4 separate regions of the Homo sapiens genome follow, and regions 2, 3 and 4 are each linked to region 1. Evidence: chromatin contacts called from ENCODE Hi-C or POLR2A ChIA-PET data. All regions are on one chromosome and are shown on one strand. Each heading gives the region's core, a stretch centred on a gene start or an enhancer-like site at or near the end of the contact. The rest is flanking DNA. Distances are from core to core; before and after follow the strand shown. Region 1 holds the start of DCTN4 (dynactin subunit 4). Region 2 holds the start of ATOX1 (antioxidant 1 copper chaperone). Region 3 overlaps CSF1R (colony stimulating factor 1 receptor). Region 4 holds the start of SLC36A1 (solute carrier family 36 member 1).

What was found. Hi-C counts contacts between places; a loop is a spot of excess contacts on that map. ChIA-PET counts read pairs that join two places held with the same protein, here RNA polymerase II (POLR2A). Pooled maps may share reads with other maps.
Region 2: a pooled map shows a loop between it and region 1 (4-fold over the local background). The contact joins the promoter of ATOX1 here to the promoter of DCTN4 in region 1. A Hi-C loop is called at or near these places in 1 of 37 single-sample maps with no recorded cell type and 6 of 50 pooled maps. POLR2A ChIA-PET finds 5 or more read pairs at or near these places in 1 of 52 experiments (activated CD8-positive, alpha-beta T cell).
Region 3: a loop to region 1 is called in a map of CD14-positive monocyte, with 5 times the contacts of the local background. The contact joins the enhancer-like site here to the promoter of DCTN4 in region 1. A Hi-C loop is called at or near these places in 1 of 168 maps with a recorded cell type or tissue (CD14-positive monocyte) and 1 of 50 pooled maps. POLR2A ChIA-PET finds 5 or more read pairs at or near these places in 1 of 52 experiments (activated T-cell).
Region 4: a loop to region 1 is called in a pooled map, with 10 times the contacts of the local background. The contact joins the promoter of SLC36A1 here to the promoter of DCTN4 in region 1. A Hi-C loop is called at or near these places in 6 of 50 pooled maps.

Annotation. Positions count from the first base shown.
Region 1 is chr5:150,757,347-150,760,644 of GRCh38, reverse strand. DCTN4 (dynactin subunit 4) reads left to right here and starts at 1,628. Exons shown (of 13, transcript NM_016221.4): 1 at 1,628-1,786. The coding sequence starts at 1,652. RefSeq lists enhancers at 1,553-1,852, 2,283-2,352.
Region 2 is chr5:151,757,020-151,760,317 of GRCh38, reverse strand. ATOX1 (antioxidant 1 copper chaperone) reads left to right here and starts at 1,687. Exons shown (of 4, transcript NM_004045.4): 1 at 1,687-1,772. The coding sequence starts at 1,767. It overlaps ATOX1-AS1 (ATOX1 antisense RNA 1), which reads right to left. Exons shown (of 4, transcript XR_007059008.1): 3 at 3,247-3,298; 4 at 1,958-2,029. RefSeq lists a silencer at 1,499-1,748 and an enhancer at 2,519-2,648.
Region 3 is chr5:150,063,948-150,067,245 of GRCh38, reverse strand. All of the region lies in intron 10 of CSF1R (colony stimulating factor 1 receptor), which reads left to right. Among named protein-coding and RNA genes, the nearest start is that of CSF1R, 21 kb to the left of the region's middle. RefSeq lists an enhancer at 236-285 and a silencer at 2,236-2,411. Within about 2 kb of position 1,605, at least 10 of the 41 ENCODE cell types and tissues checked have a DNase peak (open chromatin) inside an H3K27ac peak, as active enhancers do; they include CD14-positive monocyte, where a contact is called at or near this core.
Region 4 is chr5:151,446,139-151,449,436 of GRCh38, reverse strand. SLC36A1 (solute carrier family 36 member 1) reads right to left here and starts at 1,834. Exons shown (of 11, transcript NM_078483.4): 1 at 1,624-1,834. RefSeq lists an enhancer at 1,805-1,854.

The DNA of each region.
Region 1 (3,298 bases), core at 379-2,878:
GAGTTGGCTAGTAATATATTCTCTCCTAGGAGCAGATGTCACCTATGAAACTAAATTAGTGCCAGGCTATTGCTTGGTGAACAAGTAATGACTTTTAGGCTCAATTGGTAAAGCGTGACATAAATTGTGAGATTAGCACTGTATAAGCTGAAAAGGTCTATATAAATGTAAGGTATTATTAACATCACCATATTAGAAAATATGCTGGAGGGAGTATACATAGGGGTTATACCTGCAAGCACTAGAGTCAGAGAGAAAAGGGTTCTACCTCCATCTATGAAACCTTATAGAGGAGTCACTGCACTTCCCTGTGCCTCAGTTTCCTGCTCTGTAAAATAGAAATAATGATAGCCACATGCTTTTTGGAGCTGTTGTAAGAATTAAATTAGACAATGTATGTAAAGTTTTGACACAGTGTGCTGCACTTAATAAGTGCTCAATAAATGTTTGCTAATAGTATTCAGTTCCCTTTCTTCTCAATCACCAACTCTAACGTCAGACAGGTAATAATACAACACTACTACAATTATAAAAATGTAGACCTGGTGGCAGGCAACAGAGGCTCCAGTTTCTGCTAGGCAGTTCTAGGTGGTCATTTTACATACTGGGGAGTCCCAGTTAGAGAAAGGGAGTCAGGCTAGTGGGACCAAGGGATAGCAAGAAGAGCAGATGCACTCTAAGTCTGCCTTTCTTCATGGTGCAGGACACGTAGCCCTCCTGTGCAAATAACTCACAATCTTCCTGCACTCAGCTATCACGAGACACATGCAAGTTAGCTCCCTGTAACCTTGGAGTTCTCGGTACTGCACAGCACTCTGCAGCCCAAGAACCATCGGATAAAATCTCCAGCAAGCCTTTGTTTCCTTGAAGTCAGCTCCTCTCTGGCTGGTCTGCCCATTGCAACCTTTCAACGTATTTTCATACCTTCTCTAATAAATCTGCATTTCTTTACCTAAAACTGTTGATAAATTATTTTCCCACCCATGTAATACCAGTCTCACGTAGTCGCTGCTCACCCAAGAGGCAGACCTGAGCCTTAGTTTACACATTAGAAAAACGTAGACGCCTACCAACATTGTTCATTCATTGATTTCATTCCCTCCTTTTCATACTTATTGAAGGTCCACAATACAGACTTAGACCTAACGCTAACTATGTACTCAAAAACCTGCGTTTCAAATGAGATAATGTATGTGAAAGTTCCCAAAGGCCATTGGCAAGACTCAGAAGACAGTGCTGGTGTGACTCCTGTCTTGCAGTCCCCACGGAGCCCTGTCCCTTTGAGACCTTCCATTTGTCTCCTGGATGCTCGCCTGTTAAGTGGGGCAGAGGAGGCCGTCGTAAATAAGACAAAAGATCAGGCTTCCATTCTGGAAGAAAAGAATAAAAGGAGCTCACTGAGTCCAGACCTAATGGCAGTAAGGGCAGTGGACGCTCACAAAAGCGCTGGGGGACGGGCCCAGAGTTGGGGAGAAAACAGGGATCCCAGCTGCGCACGCGCGCTCTGGTTTTCGACGGGCGCAGAGCCGGACGAGGTGGGAAACCTAACGTCAAAGTCTACGTAGGAAGTCGTAGGGAAGGCAGCGAGGAAGACGCTGGCTCTCGGGTCACGTGATGCGCCGGGAGCGTCATCGCCTCCTCCCTCCCCAAGATGGCGTCCTTGCTGCAGTCGGACCGGGTTCTCTATCTAGTCCAGGGAGAAAAGAAGGTTCGGGCCCCGCTCTCGCAACTCTACTTCTGCCGCTATTGTAGCGAACTGCGGTCGCTGGAATGTGTGTCTCACGAGGTAACAGAGTCGCCCTATAGCGAGTATGTGGGGTGGGGGGGGCGCGGCGTTCATGCTAGTCACTGCCACCGGAAGGCTGGAGCTATTTTCCTTCCTTACTGATTGGTTATGTCTTCCGTCACTCGGGTTTGCCTGCGATTTAATTTGCTTCTAATCTGTCACTTGGAAAGGAGGAGCAGCCTCGGGTGGGACTGAGCGGATCTTCTGGTTCTAGAGCGGCCTCTGATTGGACAAACTTGACTTAGGGACCGTGTCTGTCTGCGATGGGGCTTGGTAATTGGGTGGACTACGGAGAAAGGTCTGGGGGTGCTTAGTTCAGGCCACTTAAGGGGCGAAAAACTGCCTTTCCAGGATTTATTGCGAGGATGGAGGGAGGCGCAGGCGTTCTCATTCATAGTTCTCCCATCCTGAAAGTTCTGTTCCTCTTTTGTCCAGAAACTGGGCCCTCGTCAGACTGCCTTGCCCTGTTCCTGACTCAGGCCAAGGCCTGCAGCCGGGAAGAGGTTGGGGCGGCGTGAGTTATGTGAAAAGCGCTCAGAATACAGTATGTCATGTAAGAAGCTGAAAGTGTATTTATGGAGCTAGAGGACAATGCTGTCCTTCCCTGGCACAAGTGGGCGTCCGAAGTTGGATTTTTCAAAAAGAAGACCCCGGCCAGTAAAAAGTCACCAAATAACAAAACCCCAAAACTTCTGCAGCGCTTGGCACATCTTGTTTATTCAGTAAGCTTTAGGGATTAAAAGGCGAGTAAGACATAAAATGCGCTGTTTAATAAGCCATAGTCTTAGTGAAGAAAAAGCTGATAGTAGTAATAGTTGCTGCTTATTCGATACTTGCTATATGTCATGTGCTTTATGTAATCTTCAAACCAATTTAAGTGGATACTTTTTTTAAAAAATTTTTTTTACAGGTAAAGAAACAGATACAGAGTGTTCGCTGTAAGTCACACAGCCAGTAATTTGGGGGTGGGAAGGAGGACCTGGATTTGAATCTAAACAGCCTAACTCAGAGTGTTTTTTACTGAAGATCCCGGGACTGTTAAAATAAATGCATATGAAAACACATACTATAAGCCATTTTATGTGTTATTAATAACTTATTTTATTGAAGATACTTTTCATAATAGGAATAGTCAAGAAAAGCAATTAAATAATACAAGAAAAATCGTATATATTAAAAATATGGCATCGATTTTTCTTCTCATCTCCATTAGCACTTTCCTTATGTGTATCTCCTTGATGATTCCCTATTCCAGCTCCACCTCCAGAATTTATTGGATCATATTCTCCTGTGGTGAATAGAGTGCTCAGTCTCCATGATCTGTCTCTAAGACTCTCTTCAATTAGGACATCCAGTCTGTGACAGCATCTTTTACAGCCTGATGTGTACCTGTGATATGGAGGCCATTAGAGTTTAGGGAAAGATGAAGCTCTGAGGGCTGGGGCAGGCAGTGAAGTTCTAATGGAGAATCTGGGTCTGGAGCTGCACATGAACGGACAAGCAGAATTTGGA
Region 2 (3,298 bases), core at 438-2,937, 1.0 Mb before region 1:
CTGTGTATACTATGCCTTTTGTTTAAGAAGGAGAGGTCAGGGTAGGAGGAAGACCTACTTTTCACTGTACGCTACTTTGTGTTATTTGAAAATTAAACAGTAGGTACATTGGGATTCCACCTGCAAATCCTACACTTATCCAAGATAACTTCTAGTAACATTGGCTGTGGTTCATTTCATGCTTATTTTAATGTAAATACACGGAATGTATGTATATATTTATGCAGGAACTACAGTCTGGCATATTTTCTTCTCCTCTTTAATAGGTCTTTATTTGTGATCTTTAACAGATCTTTATAAAGCTGTCTTCTCTTTAAATTGCTGTCTCTAGGCTTAGCCATCCCCCCAACCCATACCCCTAATTCTCTAAAACATGCCGTGGGTGGTTCGCCCTGTGTACTGTTGCTTTGGGAAGGATTTCCTTCCCTCATGTCCACTCTCCGCCTTCCCTCATGGCAATCTAGCTATCCCTAGCCCCAGGGCACAGTTGTACCCAGGACTACCAAGATGCTAAGCCTTGCCCGTACAGGACCTAATGTGCCAGTACCCTCTTTCCCTCTCCTCCTCGCCCCCTTCCCTTCCATCTTTAGGGAATTCCTGGCAGGTTGGGTAGGGGATGAATGGTTAAGGGGTATTTTGTGAGCAGCGGAAGACCCAGTGCCAGGGAGGCCAACAGAGGGCCTAGCAATTAGAGAATACTTATATATATTTTTGGTGCCTACCATGTGCCAAGCAATGTATTAAGAAGTTTGCACACATTACATGTATTCCAACAATACTGCAAAGTAGGTTTCTTGGAGGGAACCATGTGTCGTTGTTTGCCTGAAACAGTCATGGTGTTTGCCTGTTGTCCTGGCAAAATTATTAATAGCATCTCCTTTCTCTAGCAAAAGGTTCAGATAAAAAATTGTATAGTGACCTTAACTGTCCCCATCTTATACGTGAGGATATTGAGGCTTAGAGAGGTAAGTTCATCTGCCCAGGGTCACATGGCTAATAAATGATAGGGCTGAGATTAAAACTCTAGTCAGTATGGCTCTGCTAGGGACTGAACTCTGACATGGACATGAATTGTGTCCCCGCAAATTCCTATGTTGATACCCTAACCCCCAATGCGACTGTATTTAGAGACAAAGCCTGTAACAGGGCGATAAAGGCTAACCGAGGTCCAGATTATTGCCTTCTCCCCAGGCCGCCTCTCTTCCACAACCGCCCCCACCCCACTGCAGTCAGGGCCCTTCCTCCTCTGTCACAACAGCTCTGCTAACCCTGCACTATCACTGCCTGCGTCCTTCGCAGCCTCCTGCTGCTGCTCTTCCACCGCTGCGTCCTCGTTGGCTGGCGCTTAATAAAAATTGACTCGGTGAATAAATGAGTGAAACTGTCCTTTTAGGGATGGATGGATGATGTCCTGTTCAAGGCGGTGCCCTTCTCTGGCATTCCCTAACACAAGCTTGACCCGAAGTAGGCGTTCTGAAAAAGGCCGACAGTCGATGGAGGCCAACGCAGCGCCCCTCTCACCTCCTCTCTCCGTCCAGGCCGGGTGACCACGGGCCCGGCCCGCAGAAAGGAGGCGGCGCGGCCGGCAGGGATCAGGACTGGAGGGGGCGGAGCCTCCCTCGCGGCCGGGCCCGGAGTGGGAGGGGCCTCCGGGACCAGGCCTCTAGTGCGCACTCTCGGAAGCGCAGCCGAACCCGCCCTCCGAATCCAGAGAGGCGCTGCTGACACCGCCGCCACACCGCCGCCACACCGCCGCTGCCTCAGTCATGCCGGTGAGTGGTTGCGCCGTCCCCGCCACGCAGACTTGCAGTCCCGGGTTGCTTCTCGGCTGCACAGCCGCTTGACCGGATGCTGATCTTGAAGGGCTCAGGCGGCGGCCGGAGCCGCTGTTGTCCCCTAGCTTACCCCACCCAGCCCCCAGCTTTTGCGACCCTTCAGAAAATGGGATCCGAAGGGAGTTTAATCTGGGAGCCAGGCTTCAAAACGTCGGAGCTGGAAGGCCTCCAGGGGCGACAAGCCCACACCTTCCCTGCGTACACAGAGAAACAGAACCAGAGAGGGGGCAGGGGATGGGGGAGTTGGTGGCCAGCGGGAACTGAGACGCCTAGTCCCTGAGCCTTCCTCCTGGCTGCCCTGCCCGCGGAGCTGGCCTGAAGGAGGGCGGTGGGGAGGCTCTGGACAAGGGAGTGGACCCGGTTATTTCCTCACGGACCGGGCAGGTTTTCAGAGGTTCATGCTTTTCTTAATTTCCCTGCCCACTCTGGCCTACTTTTCAGATCAACTCTGGGCGACACTGAATGGAGACACTTTCTCAGCCTGAACCCATGAGCCCCAGAGAGGTTCAGGAACCCCCCCGCACAGTCACCAGTTGCTCAGTGGCTGTGTCTGGGAAGTCAGTCTTAGCCTGCCTTTGCAGATCACTCAGTCTTATCACATATATTGTTGCTCGTGGCCTCGTTTTTTATATAAAGAATTGAGGCCTTTGGCAGATAAAAATATAAAAAGCCCAGTAACTTATTCCAGGTCGTGTTGAAGTTGGCAGAGCCAGGATTCAGCTCCTTATCCTTAGGCTCCCCATCTCTCCAGGCCTGACCACATGGGAGGTGCCAGGCAAAAGCAGTCACACCGGCTTGGGAAGATGCTCTGATCTCAGTTGCATCTTGGTTAGGGTCATGTGGTGTTTAGCATTTTCTTCAGGGTGCCTAATTCATGGCTCTGGGCCAGGTGGATACCCAGAGGTATCCCACAGTTGCCATGTGTCTTTGCATCCTGTCTTTAGGGAGCTGGCAGGTGAGCCTGAGGCCTCCTGGGCAGAGCCACTGACATCTCAGGTGTCATTTCCTGTGGGTCTTGCCAGGTGCCTTGAGACAAATCCTCCAACAACAAAGTATGGATAAGGAATCTGATAGAATCAGCCCTACCAGTTGGGCAAGTCAGCCTGTGGCAATGGTAGAAGACAGTATTAATTGCCCTGGGGCTTGGGGAGTGAAGGCCACCAGGATTTTTTGTGGGGGGTGGCAATGAGGAAAAGGCTAGCTTGATCATCACTGTATTCTGTATCTTCTGGGGATTTTGACAAAAAACCCTCTGGAGCAGATGATGGGAATGAGGAGGGCACTTGGCACCATGTACCACAAGATAACAGCTGAAGGAAAGAGGGTGTTAGTCAAGGGATTTCCTCAAAACTGGAAAGGGAAGAAAAAAATATATCTATATACACATACTGGAAGGGGAAGAGTGTGTTACCTGAGAGTTTTCTCAGACAAATGCCCGAGAGCACAGGGTTTGGAATCCCAGA
Region 3 (3,298 bases), core at 356-2,855, 690 kb after region 1:
CTTACCCATCAGGAAGCTGAGGCTCAGCAAGGTTAAAAAAAAAAACCCCAAGGGGCTGAGGGATAGGGTTGGCACTGGGCCCCAGGGGCTTCTGTCCCTAGAGCCCATGGCCTCCACTGCCTGCCTGCCCACACAAAGACCATGTGCAATGTGATCAGAAGCTGAGAGGACCAGGCCAGAGGGCTGTGGGAGTTCAGAGGTGGACGGACTTTTCAGGCTGGTGGGTAAGGGAGACTGCCTGGAGGAGGTGGCTTGGCATTGGTGGGACGGGCTTTGGAGGATGAGGATGCAGCAGGGGAGATGACACTAAGGGAAAGGGTACCTCTGGGGGAGAGGGCAGAGTGTGCAGAGGTGCAGGTGAGGGAAGGACCAGGGTGGGGTTGGGGGTCTGAAGGGTTGGACCCCACCCTGTCGGTCCAAGGCCATCAGTGGGTTTGAACAAGGGAGTGGTGTGATCAAGGACTGAATGACCCATCTTGTGTCCCCTTGGCTACCTTTTCTTCCCCACACCCCCTTGGGGCTTTTGTGAGAAGAGGGCTTGAAGTGGGCAGGGTGGGAAGGATGTTGGGGGAGCCCCAGGGGCACATGGATCGGGATCTCTACTCCTGCCAGCACTCAGCATGAGAAGGCTGCTCTGAGGGCAGCCCCGGTCAATACCTCCGGATCTAGGTCCAGCTCTGACACTGTTTTGCCATGTAACCTCAGCTGACTCGCTGTCCTCTCTGGGCCTTAGTTTCCCCTCTTATACCATGGGTCTGGGTGTTCTCTAACAGCCCCTCCTCCTCTGACATGCCAAGAGCCCACTGGTGGTCTAGTTTAAGCACCAGAAACTTGGACTTCAGTGAATCTGGGTCCAAATCCTGCCTCTGCCAAGCTCTGGCTATGGGATGATGAGAAAGTTGGTGTGTCTGAGTCTCTTCTCCATTTGTAAAATGGGATCATTAACAGCCTGTTGTGAGGGATTCCGTACCACAACGCACATAGAGGACTGAGCGGGGTGCTGGACGAGACAGTCTCTGTGATGGGAGCTGCACACTCTTGTCCCAGGAGGAAGTTCGTTGGGGAACCAGAGTTAGCTCATGCCTCTTGGGATGGTGGAAGGAGGGGGAGGTCTGAGGTCGGGCATCATCTCCTTGACTACACACCCAAAGCGGTTGTTTGGCCCAGCCCACCCACCTCCAGGGACAGGACCTTACTCACTCTCGGGGCCACCTGTTCCTTCTCTGAGCAGCTCCAATGTTTGCAAAGTTCTTCCTTACATGGAACTGAAAACTGCCTCGCAGTGCCCACAGAGCTGCCAGGACAGTCATGCAGAGATTCCAGAGAAGAGCCTAGGGCCCCCTGCGGCCCTTTCTGCCTTGGGCTGGCCAGCCCCCTTGGCTGTGGTTTAGGAACTCTGTATCCCCTCTCCACGGGACCATTTTTGGAACATGTCACCTCCACACTTCCTGTCCAGGAAATTCAGCTGCCCCTGGAGCCCATGCAAGGCTGCGAGAAGACTTGCAGCTACCCTCCTCCCCTACACCCATTCACAGACCCTTTAGCTCCAGGCCGAGGTGTCCACCCATGGGAGCGGAGGGGGCAGGATGGTCATGCCCGTGCTAAGTGCCTGCCCTCCCATCCTCCTCTGCCTTGCCCCATGAGGTTCGGAGCCTTGCCCCTTCACTGGGGACTCAGCCCAGCCTCTCCTCATTGCCCAGGCCTGGGGAAAGAAGTGGCCTGTCTGTGGGGAGTGTTTGTTCTGCCTCAGGGCTGAATCATCACCTTTCTGTCCCCCAGAGTGACCACAAGGGGGGCCGTGGGGGAAGAGAAAAGGGCAGGAGTCAGCAGGCTCCCCTGGAGGAGGAGGCGCACAGGGAAATGGCTGAGGCAGCAGGGAAGGGAGGGTCCAGGGAGGCTGCTGGAAAGACTACGATTCTGGGGGCTGGAACTGAGCTCTGAGGAGCAACAGGAGGGTCCCCAAAGATTCCACTGGGAATTGTTCAGATCTCCACCTTCCTGGGATGGAGAACATCCACTCACCCAGAACCAGCAGGCCTAGATGGGGAGGGGACCGGGACTTTGTCTCCATGCCCCCTTTGGTGGGGAGGATGGGAGGAAGGGAAGAAGTCAGGGGGTGGGCCTGGGGCTTAGGCCCATTGCAAGGAATGAATGGGGTGATGTGCTTCAAGCATCTAGCCCAGCGCCCCACTCCCAGGAAGAGCTCAGGAAGAACCCGCTGCCATCATGACAATTACGTCCACCCTTCTCAGGGAGCCTCGCCCATCCCCACCTCTTGATCTCTCACTCATAGTTCTTTGGAAGAGAGGCTGCCTCTGGGTAGACGCCCATGAGCCCTTTCCAGGGATGGCACAGGTGCCCTGGGAGGTTTACATGCCCAGCAGGGGCAGGGGAGGGTTCCTGAGGCAGGCAGAAGGCAGCTTGGTCCGCTTCCAGAAATTAGGAGCCTAGGATTCAGAAATCTGAGAATCCAGCCAAACCTCCATCCTCCTTGATCCCCTCCCTTTCAACAGTGCCCCCTGCCCAGCTGGGGGCAGGGAGGGGCTGACTCAGCCCAGCTGCAGAGGGACAGAGGAACAAGAAGTGGTAAGAAAAAACAGTCTTAGCCACAGAGGCTCCTAGAGATGGAAGTGGCCAGGAGAGGCTGAAGAATCCCCTCCTTGCCTTGTTGCTGTCTTTTGGGCTGGGAAGGCACCCACGGGCAGGATTTGGATCCTCAGAGGCTTGGGAAGTTCTTCTCCCTGGGTCCCGTTTCAGACTCTCTCCCAAGCTATAACGCAGAGGCTCTGAAGTTCACCTGCAGTCCGCCCTTCCGAATCAGAGCCTGGAAGTTAGTTCCTTCTCATTTCTAATTGCAGTCTTTTCTCTCTAACTACCAGCTAGAAGTTCTTCCTGATGGTTAGCTGGAAGCTTTCTCCCTGTCTCTCTCTTTAAAAATGTCCACATTTTATTTTTGATTCAGGGGATAGACGTACAGGTTTGTTGCATGCGTATGTTTCGTGATGCTGAGCTTTGGAATATGGATCCCATCACCTGCTACTGAGCATAGCTCCCATAGTTTTTCAACCCTCGCCCGCTTCCACCCTCCCTGCTCTAGTAGCCCCCAGTGTCTGTTGGTGCCATCTTTATGCCCATGCACACTCAATATTTAGCTCCCACTTATAAGTGAGAACATGCGGTATGTAGGTTTTCTGTTTCGGTGTTAATTTGCTTAGGATAATGGCCTTCAGCTGCACCACGTTGCTGCAAAGGACATGACTGGAATCTTCTCTCTCAACCAGGACTTGCAGCTAAAGGC
Region 4 (3,298 bases), core at 585-3,084, 690 kb before region 1:
AGCCTCTGCTGCACGTAGCCTCCATCCCCAGACAAACACAAAGTTTGTCCCTTTCCACTTGACTTCAAGAACATTTTTAACGAAAACATGTTCTAAATGTACAAGTAAGTTAATTACTGTAAACGAGGCTCTAGACAAGAGTCAGAAGAGGGCCCTGATCATGTTTAAAATAATAACAGACAGTTAAAAATCATTTTCAGCTGTTAGTATTTAGCTTAGACATAATACAGAGATAGGAAGAAAGAGGAGGAGGATTTTATAGCAACAGAGGAATAAGCAGAGGAAACTGCTTCCTACACAATTAGATTAAGTCTTGTTGCAAGGCTGATACTCAGTGTACACAGCGGGTAAAATCTCTCGGAATAAAAAAACAAACAGACCCTGGTCAGGGGCACTGGCTCACACCCCTGTAATCGCAATACTTTGGGAGGCCAAGGTGGGAGGATCACTTGAGCCCAGGAGTTTGAGATCAGCCTGGGCAGCATAGTGAGACCTCATCTCTATTTAAAAACAAACAAACAAAAAAACAAGCCTAGAAAGATGCACAACATCCAGATCACAGCAGAAGGGGCCCTTAAGAATTCAATTCCATCACTGTCTAGACTGAGAAACCCAAACGCGAGTCACTTAAGGTTGCCAGGTAAGCGGCAGAGCTAGGACAAAATATCCTGATTCCCCAATCTCTGTTCTGTCCATTGCACCATGATGCTATCTTCAGCAAAATTCAAATAACTGCAAAACGTCCATCCAAATAAGCAATCCCAAATCTGACAAGTTACAGAAAAAATAAAGCAAAGGTCTTTACATTCTTCAAGTTAACGTCAGGGCTCTCCACAACCTCGGCTCAGCCACCTATCTTCCCAGAAGCACATTCCGATTCATATTTCATATTTTGGTGTGACTTACATAGAATGCAGGAAGGTTAGAAACCAAACCTACAGAAGGATGAGTTTGCAGAAAAATAATGAACAAACAGGGAACCACACCCAGAGCAAATCCAACCCCAGCGGTGGAAAATGCAGACAGCTAAAAAGGGAGAGGACTAAAAGAGAAAGGGACAGAAAGGAGTGCCTTTTCACAGGTGAAGTTTCCCGCAGGAGGCGGTGTGGCGAAAAGCAAACAGCTGCTGAAGCTTAGGAACATTTGCATTCTAGTCGCAGGTCTCCGGGTCTCCGATTAACTCACTGGATGACCTTAGGCAAGCCCTTACCCCTTCCCGGAGTAAGGGCTCAGTTTCTCCAACTGTCCTAGGAGGGAGCTGCACCAGACGACTTCCCAGCGTCCTTGCAGTTCTGACCCAAAGACCCATTATGAGCCTGTCTCAAGCAGCGCTCCCGCAGCGGGCAAGACATTTGCTGGAAACGGGGAGACCTGTGCGAAGCGTGAAAGACGCCCTAGATGGTCCTTTGGGTTATCTTCACCATCTACCCCAGTTTCCCCCACCTGTCAGTCAAACAGGACGGTGAGATCCCAACCCCACGAGGTCAAGGGAGATAGCGCGAGGGACAAGGGATCTCCACGCTTCGCCCAATTCACAGAGGGGTGTCAGCGTCGTACCGCAGCTGCGGCCCGGGGACGCCAAGGAGTCGCGGACCCACAGCCCGGGCGGATCCAGTGCCTGACCTGGAGCATCTGCCACGCCGGGAGGAAGGCGAGGTGGGTCCTGCCCAAGGCGGCGAGCGCCGCCAGCCGGCAGCCAGTGGAGGAACTCACTGCTCGGGTTCTGGCCCCAGCTCCGGCTCCGGCTCTGGCTTCAGCACAGCCCACCCTTCCCGGGTTCAGTATCAGCCCCTCGCCATCCTCCTTTGCTGCCCGGCAGCCGCTTCCGGACCTCATCACGTGATCCCACCGCCCACGCCAGAGGCCGAGGTCACGTGCTCCCTTGAGCGGCCGCGCCTTTTTTCTCACTGAGCTCCGGAGCTCTGCTCCACAGCACCACCTGGCGACCTATTACTGCCACTGCTGGAAGGACTATGTTCCTGGGCGCTGGGGACTGCGAATAGGAACTGAACAGGGCATTGATCTTGGGCATGGGGCAGAGTCCAGTCGAAGAGCACTGTCCCTTGAGTTGTGGGTTTGTGAAATATTGCTAATTTTTACACTGGCTGTATTTTCTTTTACACATCTCGATGAGTTTGTATTGCTTTTATAATAAGAAATATGCATATTTTTAAAACTTCCAATTTTTCAGAAGCATACACAAACTATCATCTGTGGTTGCTACTGGAAATGGAACTGTGGGGTAGGGCAACATTATCTTTTAATACATTCAAATTTTTAAAGTAACATTTTTAAATGGATGGCAACATTTCAGTATTGTATTATCTAGGCTTCTCCTTTTACCTCCTTGTTACAGACTTTTCCTTTAACAATTATGTAACAAATAGGCTTCAAGTCAAAAACTGTCACAAGAGACAGAGAAGATCATTGTTTAATAATAAAGGGGTCAATTCATCAAGAAGACACAACTGTAAATATATATGCATGCAAAATTGGAGCACCTAAATACATACAACTAATATTAATGGCCATGAAGGGAGAAATAGATAGCAACACAATAGTAGGAGGGTCAATATCCCACTTTCAACAATGGATAGAGCAACTAGAGAGAAAATAAGGAAATAATGAACTTGAATTGCACTTTAAACCAAATGAACCTAACAGATATATACAGAACTTTCCATTCAACAGAAACAGAATACACATTTTTTCTCTAACACACTTGAAACATTCTCTAGAATAGACCATATGCTAGTCCAAAAAACAAGCCTTAAATTTAAGAAGATTGAAATCATATTAATATTCTTTCAGACCATAATAATATGAAGCTAGAAATCAATGACAGGAGGAATCTTGGAAAATTCACAAATATGTGGAAATTAAACAACACGCTTTTTTTTTTCTTTGAGACAAAGTTGCGCTCTTATTGCCCCATCTGGAGTGCAGTGGTGCAATCTTGGCTCACTGCAACCTCTGCCTCCTGGATTCAAGCGATTCTCCTGTCTCAGCCTCCCAAGTAGCTGGGATTACAGGCACGTGCCACCACGCGCGACTAATTTTGTATTTTTAGTAGAGACGAGGTTCACCATGTTGGTCAGGCTGGTCTCAAACTCCTGACCTCAGGTGATCTGCCCACCTCGGCCTCCCAAAGTGCTGAGATTATAGGTGTGAGCCACCATACCCAGTCCTATGCTTCGAAACAACCAGTGGGTCAAAGATGAAATCAAACGGGAAATTTAAAAAATATTTTCAGACAATTGACAATGGAAACATAACATACCAAAGCTTATGGAATGCA